Regions from separate parts of the Homo sapiens genome. Here region 1 is linked to region 2. A link is a loop called in an ENCODE intact Hi-C map of the cell type or tissue named here. Cell type or tissue: PC-3. All regions are shown on one strand. Links, peaks and the distances in the headings refer to the core of each region. The heading gives the core; the rest is flanking DNA. Region 1 overlaps LOC124903850 (a long non-coding RNA gene). Region 2 has its middle 280 kb from the start of KAZN-AS1.

Region 1 (2,916 bases), core at 140-2,639, 360 kb before region 2:
AACTTATTTGTTAATTCTGATGGTTTTGAGTATGTGTGTGAGTCATTCCTTAGGATTTCCTATATACCAGGCCATGGCTTCTGCAAATAGATCTACTTTTCCAATCTGGATACTTTTTTCTTTCTCTTGCTTAATTGCGCTGGCTAGAACCTCCAGTACAATGTTAAATGGGAGTAGTGAGAATGAATATCTTTGTCTTATTTCTGATCTTGGAGGGAAAACATTCATTCTTTCACCATTAAGTATCATGTTAATTGTGGGCTTTTATTATTATTTTTATTTATTTATTTATTTATTTATTTATTTATTTATTTATTTATTTATTTTTTGCAGATGCTCTTTTTAGGTTATGAAAAAGTCTGTGAAGAATTGGTATTTATTCTTCTTTAAACATTTAGTAGAATTCACCAGTGAATCCATTTGGGCCTGGGCTTTTCTTTGTGGGAACTTTTTAAAACTAGAAATTAATCTCTCTACTTGTTATAAGTCAATTTAGATTTTCAATGTATTCTTGAGTCAGTTTCTGTAGTTTGTGTCTTCCAGGAATTTTCCCATTTCATCTAGGCTATATCATTTGTTGACATACAATGTGCATAGTATTTCCTCATACTCTGTTTTATTTATAATCTGTTTTATTTTATGAGGTAGGTAGTAATGTCTACTTTTTCATTCCTGGTTTAAGTCATTTGAGTCTTCATTTTTCTTTGTGAGTGTTATCAATCTTGTTGATCTTTTGAAAGAACCCACTTTTGGTTTCTTCGATTTTCTCTATCATCTTTCTATTCTATCTTTCATGTGTTTCGGTTCCAGTTTTTATTATTTCCTTCCTTCTGCTTGCTTGGAGTTTAGTTTGCTCTTGGTTTTCTAATTCCTTAAAGTGGAAGTTTAGGTTATTAATTTGAGATCTTGCTTCTTTTAAAAAATAGGCATCTATAACTATAAATTTCCCAAGGGACATTTACAAAATAAATACAAGGTTGTACTACTTAAGTTTTGAGAAATTATCTAGGCTGAAAAGAGAAATAAAACAAGTAAAGTTTAGGTCGGTGTTTCTGCAAGTGTTCTGTGTGCAAATACGTTTGGGAATAGTTGGCTTAAAGGAAGTGAAACAGATTTTCCCACTGCAGCACGGCTCTGGCTCTTTGACATGCCAGCGTAGGATATGACTCTCCCAGGGGAGGTGTGGCCCTTGAGTTCCCAGACTTTATTTGCCCAAGGAATACTTCATTGCTGGCATTCTGCAGGGCAGGGTAGCATCATGACTTGGGGGCCCTGGGTGCTTTTGCCTTTGTGGCCTTCTCTTTCATAGAAAGTATTAAAAATTATATTTTACAAACACAATGACATAAAGACATATAATGCAACTTAATTCATTATTATATGAATTCACTTATTCTATTCACGTTTTTCTAAGTTTAAAAGAAATTAAAACATTTTTGATTAATGAAACATCAGGTGCCTTGAACAGCGTGGTGGGCCTCTGCTACTGCGCCTGCTGGAGAAGTTAGCCAGATGCAGAGCTCGGCCAGGGGCAGAACATTCCCAGGAGATGTGAGCACACCGCTAAGCTCAGTGAGGGTTTCAGGACAGGCTGGCAAGGACAAGACCTGGAGTACAACTGAGGCCCAAGCCACTAGGGCCAAGCCAGGGTCACTGCCAGGACTGTGGCCATCAGTCATTTTTAGCATTCAAAAAGAAATAAAAATGTAACTCATCAGGAGCTCAGCATCTTCATATGAAATAAAATAACCCTGTCCTGTCTACACCTGCCTCTCTCCCTTTAAAGGATTTGGTTTGCTTGGGAGGGGTCTGAAATGTGCACCCATCTAACCCAGTTAGACTGCAGAACAATCGATAATGAGACAATGCACCATTGTTATTCAGAAACACCTCCCTTTTGCACAATCCTGGCGCCCACAGCCAGCTCCTCCCAGAAAGAAAGGCAGGACAGCAATTGTCACGGGATCAATATCTTCTAGCTTAGGAGGAATCGATCCCATGGCAGAGCCTCAAGGCAGCCTTCTCCCTATCTAAGACTTGGGTGGGGGAGAGAAGTGAGCATCCACCCCAAAAAGTGAGATGTGCAAGAGAAGTGCACTTAGCAGTGATGGGGATTGTAGAAGCGGTCTCTGCATCTAAGCTTTCTTTTATGTTTGGGAAAAGTTGAGAGGTGGGGGCTTTTAGCATTGCCTGAACTCACACGACTTGCCTGAGCTAGAGCTAGCATCAGAACTCCAGTCACCCGATGTCCACTTTGGCATGATCTTAGTTTTATAAACACACTCACCAAATATTTACAGATTCCTAGATTTGCTGGGGATTCTGCTTGGCAATGCATTGGTTAGGATCTTGGCAGAAAAGCAATGGTACCGTCAATAAGGTTAATTGAGGAGGGTTTAACGAGGGAACTGTTTACCATGCTGCTGCAGGGTTAAGAAAATCAATAAAGGATGACAAAGCACCGAGGACAGGCAAGAGTGGGAAGCTGTTACTGTCCCCAGGTCCCCAGGCCTGAACAGGAAGGGGAAGAAGGGGTTCTAGAACCTGGGGAACTGTCACTGTAGCGAAGAGGCTACTTAGACAGGGGCTTGCTGCCTTGGCCAACCCATGGCTTGGAGGGAGGGACCCAGGAGAATAAGTACCCAGACTCCTATCTCTTCCCACCCTCCACTCTCCATTTTTTTTCTTTTTCCTTTATTTTATTTTTTTTATTTTGAGACAGAGTCTTGCTCTGTCGCCCAGGCTGGAGTGCAGTGGCCTGATCTCAGCTCACTGCAACCTCCGCCTCCAGGGCTCAAGTGACTCTCCTGCCTCAGCCCACCAAGTAGCTGGGATTACAGGCACCCACCACCACACCCAGCTAATTTTTGTAATTTTAGTAGAGATGGGGTTTCACCATGTTGGCCAGGCTGGTCT
Region 2 (2,916 bases), core at 305-2,804:
AGTCCCCATGCACTCCAGCAGGGCTTACTGCAGTCATTACTAAGGCTTTGGCTCATTAGAGGCTCTTCCACTTGGGCACAGGATTGGCAAAGAGTTGCAATTTGGAGCATTCTGTTTACAAACAAACTAACCTCATCAAGTCAAGCCAGGAGGCAGCAAGCAGCTGGGGAGAAGCCACATTCCCATCCCTGGCCTTCCCCTCCCTCCTGGGTTAGTTATCTCCCACTCTTCTTTCCAGGGTACTGTGCACCTGGGCCCTCAGTCACCTCTGCTGGGAAGCTCTTTGGAATTTACGGAATGCCTTTCTGCAGCATTCTGTCTTATTTGCGTGACTGAGGAGGATTTTGCCACTGATGTCCTGTATTTCAACAAAGCGTCCTGCTTGCATTTTCTTTCACCTGCTTTGCAATTGTTTAGTAATACTTAAGTGCCAGGCTCTGGGTTAAGCACTTTATGAAGCTTTCCACACAATACCTGGGTTAGTTCCCTGACACTCTGTGAGGTGAGGGCTATCACCTTTCCTACTTCACAGGGGGGCATCTGAGGCCCCGTGAGGCTAAATAGTTTACCCAAGGTCACAGGGAGATGGAGTGAGCCAGAGGACATCCGCTTGTGCCCTACTGAGGCCGGGGCTCCCCAAAACTCTGCAGTCCTGCCTCCCTCCATGGGAGATTCAGTACAAACCAAATAGCCACCCAGAAATCAACAGTGTTGACTTCCCCACCAAGATGTGATCCTTTAGCTTTGCTCTCTGAGGCCTTGATGGGTTTTCCACAAAGACCCTCCTCTTCCCCAGGGTCTCCTTTCTCTCCCCCATTCTTCAGAGACCTCCACAACAAATCACTGCTTGGGAGCCAGTAACAAGAATGCCAATTATTGTTCCATGAACCAAGTGTAAAGTGGGGGCTTTCTGATGGGAAAAGCAAGACTTAGAGCAAGTTTCTCATCTCTGTGACTTTAACATATTTCCTACATTTTTAGCAAAATTATAGAGGATAGTTCCTTTTGGAATCTTTTGAGCAGCCTCCATTTTAATTCGAGATGGCAAATTCATCCACATGTTAAACTTGAGCGACAGACCTGCCTTCTCTTTTAGAATTAATTCCAGTTTGGTCAAAAGCAACACTCTCTTCAAAAGTTAGCTTGGAGCCAATGAACAGAGGAAAAGAAAATGTTCAAGTGGTCTACTTAAACAAGACCTCGCTCCATCCCACCAATTAAAGAGAAATTAAAACGGCTTCCAACTAGAACTTTAAATGCCTCTGAAGGGGAATTTCTGAAGAAAAAACCTTTGCCGTTCGAGATACTTGTTAAAGATATCACAGTCTTCAATCTCAAGGGTCCCTGGATTCCCAAAATCTTTGATCATCTAAATTTAGCTGTTTTCATAAACATTTCAGACAGCAGGCTAATTTTTATTCCCTGGAGAGCCTCATGCACTCAGACTGCAAGTCCAGGAAGAATGTCAACTTTTAAGAACTAGTCAAAGCCTCGCTAAGACTAAGAGCCAGATACCAGCTATTCGGCTGACTTTAAATCTGTGTCATTACTCACTGTCCCTTGAAGAGGAACATAAAATTTTACTATATGCTGCTTGTAATTCAACAAATAATTACTCAGCAGGTGATGTGGGCAAGGCCTCCTCACAGGGTGCTGTGAAGGAAGCAGAGATGAGCAGGCCTGGCTGCTGCCACTGCAGTCCAGCAAAACAAAGAACATACAATCCTACCAATCAGGTTGCAGGTTGGTGCAAAAGTAATTGCAGTTTTTGCCATTACTTTTAATAACAAAAACTGCAATTACTTTTCCACCAATGTAATAATAAGTGTGAATGTGTGAGTGTATGTGTGCATGTGTGCACATGTGTGTGTGTGTGTGTGTGTGTGTGTGTGTGTGCGGGTGCATATGCATGCATGCTTGTGAGAGGCAGTACACTCCAAGGACAATTTGTTGGAAAATATGTCATTGAATCTGAGATATAAAGAATGGATAGAACTATGGGTAATTTTTCTGTCTTTCCATTTTCCGTCTTTATTGCTGGCAACTTGTTTATGTGATTAATAATAATAAAGCAGAGAAAAATGGGGAGGAGGTGAAGGCCAGTGTGTTCCGAGAGTACCATGAAAGTGTAGGCCTGGAGGCTGGAAATCCCAAGGCGGATCATTTAGAAAACAATATGCTGCTAATATCTCTTTTGTTTTGAAAACAAATTCATGACTGTGCACCTTTATTTAGTAGCTGTATGATGTTTGCCCACACAGATTTCTACTGCTACCAATAAAATGATCTTTTACTAAGTCCTAGGATAATAGCCAAGAGCACCTGCCCTGGAGTCAGCCTGTATGGCCGCATGAGTTTGGGCAGGTCATTTAATCTTTTGAGCTTCAATTTCTCATATTTGATTTCAGAATAGTAGTAGTACCTGGCTCATAGAGTCATCAAGATGAAACGAGATCACCTCTCTAAAAAATACCTTGTCCATTGCACACAGTAAATGTTCTGTGAAAGTCCACAGTTGTTTCAACATCTAGGGAGGATCCTTTCAGCCCATGTCTTCTTGGAGCTACTGATCTGACCATTTTGACCTAGTGGATGGTTTTTTTTAACCATATAGTTTAATAAAGATGGACCACAATACCCATATGTCCATCACATCACTTTATCTTACCACTTTCTGTTACCCAGGCTTAATCTTCTTGAAAGCAGAATCTAGGCATGCAGATGAGAAAATTGGCTCAGACCCTGTCTCCCAGTGGAGAGATGTAGTATCCAGCTAAATCCTAGAACTTCTGACTTGAATCCACTTCTTTTCCCAGTATTTGATACAATCTGTTAAATGTCTTAATGTCATGAATGTGTTAATGAGGATTCATTTTGTGGCAGAAGCAGGAATCAGAACTGTGTCGTCCCCTATGA

Evidence for each region. Peaks named below come from ENCODE experiments on the same cell type or tissue, not always from the same donor. Only the 100,000 strongest peaks of a DNase experiment are listed, where the experiment ranks them.
Region 1: a loop joins it to region 2, with 11 times the contacts of the local background. A loop is called at or near these places in 1 of 110 quality-filtered maps.

The regions. Positions count from the first base shown.
Region 1 is chr1:14,498,491-14,501,406 of GRCh38, reverse strand. It overlaps LOC124903850 (a long non-coding RNA gene), which reads right to left. Exons shown (of 2, transcript XR_007065478.1): 2 at 1-2,916. It also overlaps a transcript of KAZN not described here. Among named protein-coding and RNA genes, the nearest start is that of KAZN-AS1, 80 kb to the right of the region's middle. In PC-3, for the core only: no CTCF peak of the experiment used is centred there; a DNase peak (open chromatin) is centred at 1,156; H3K4me3 peaks cover 490 bases; H3K27ac peaks cover 2,018 bases.
Region 2 is chr1:14,133,950-14,136,865 of GRCh38, reverse strand. It overlaps a transcript of KAZN not described here. Among named protein-coding and RNA genes, the nearest start is that of KAZN-AS1, 280 kb to the left of the region's middle. RefSeq lists enhancers at 60-605, 606-1,152. In PC-3, for the core only: no CTCF peak of the experiment used is centred there; a DNase peak (open chromatin) is centred at 1,605.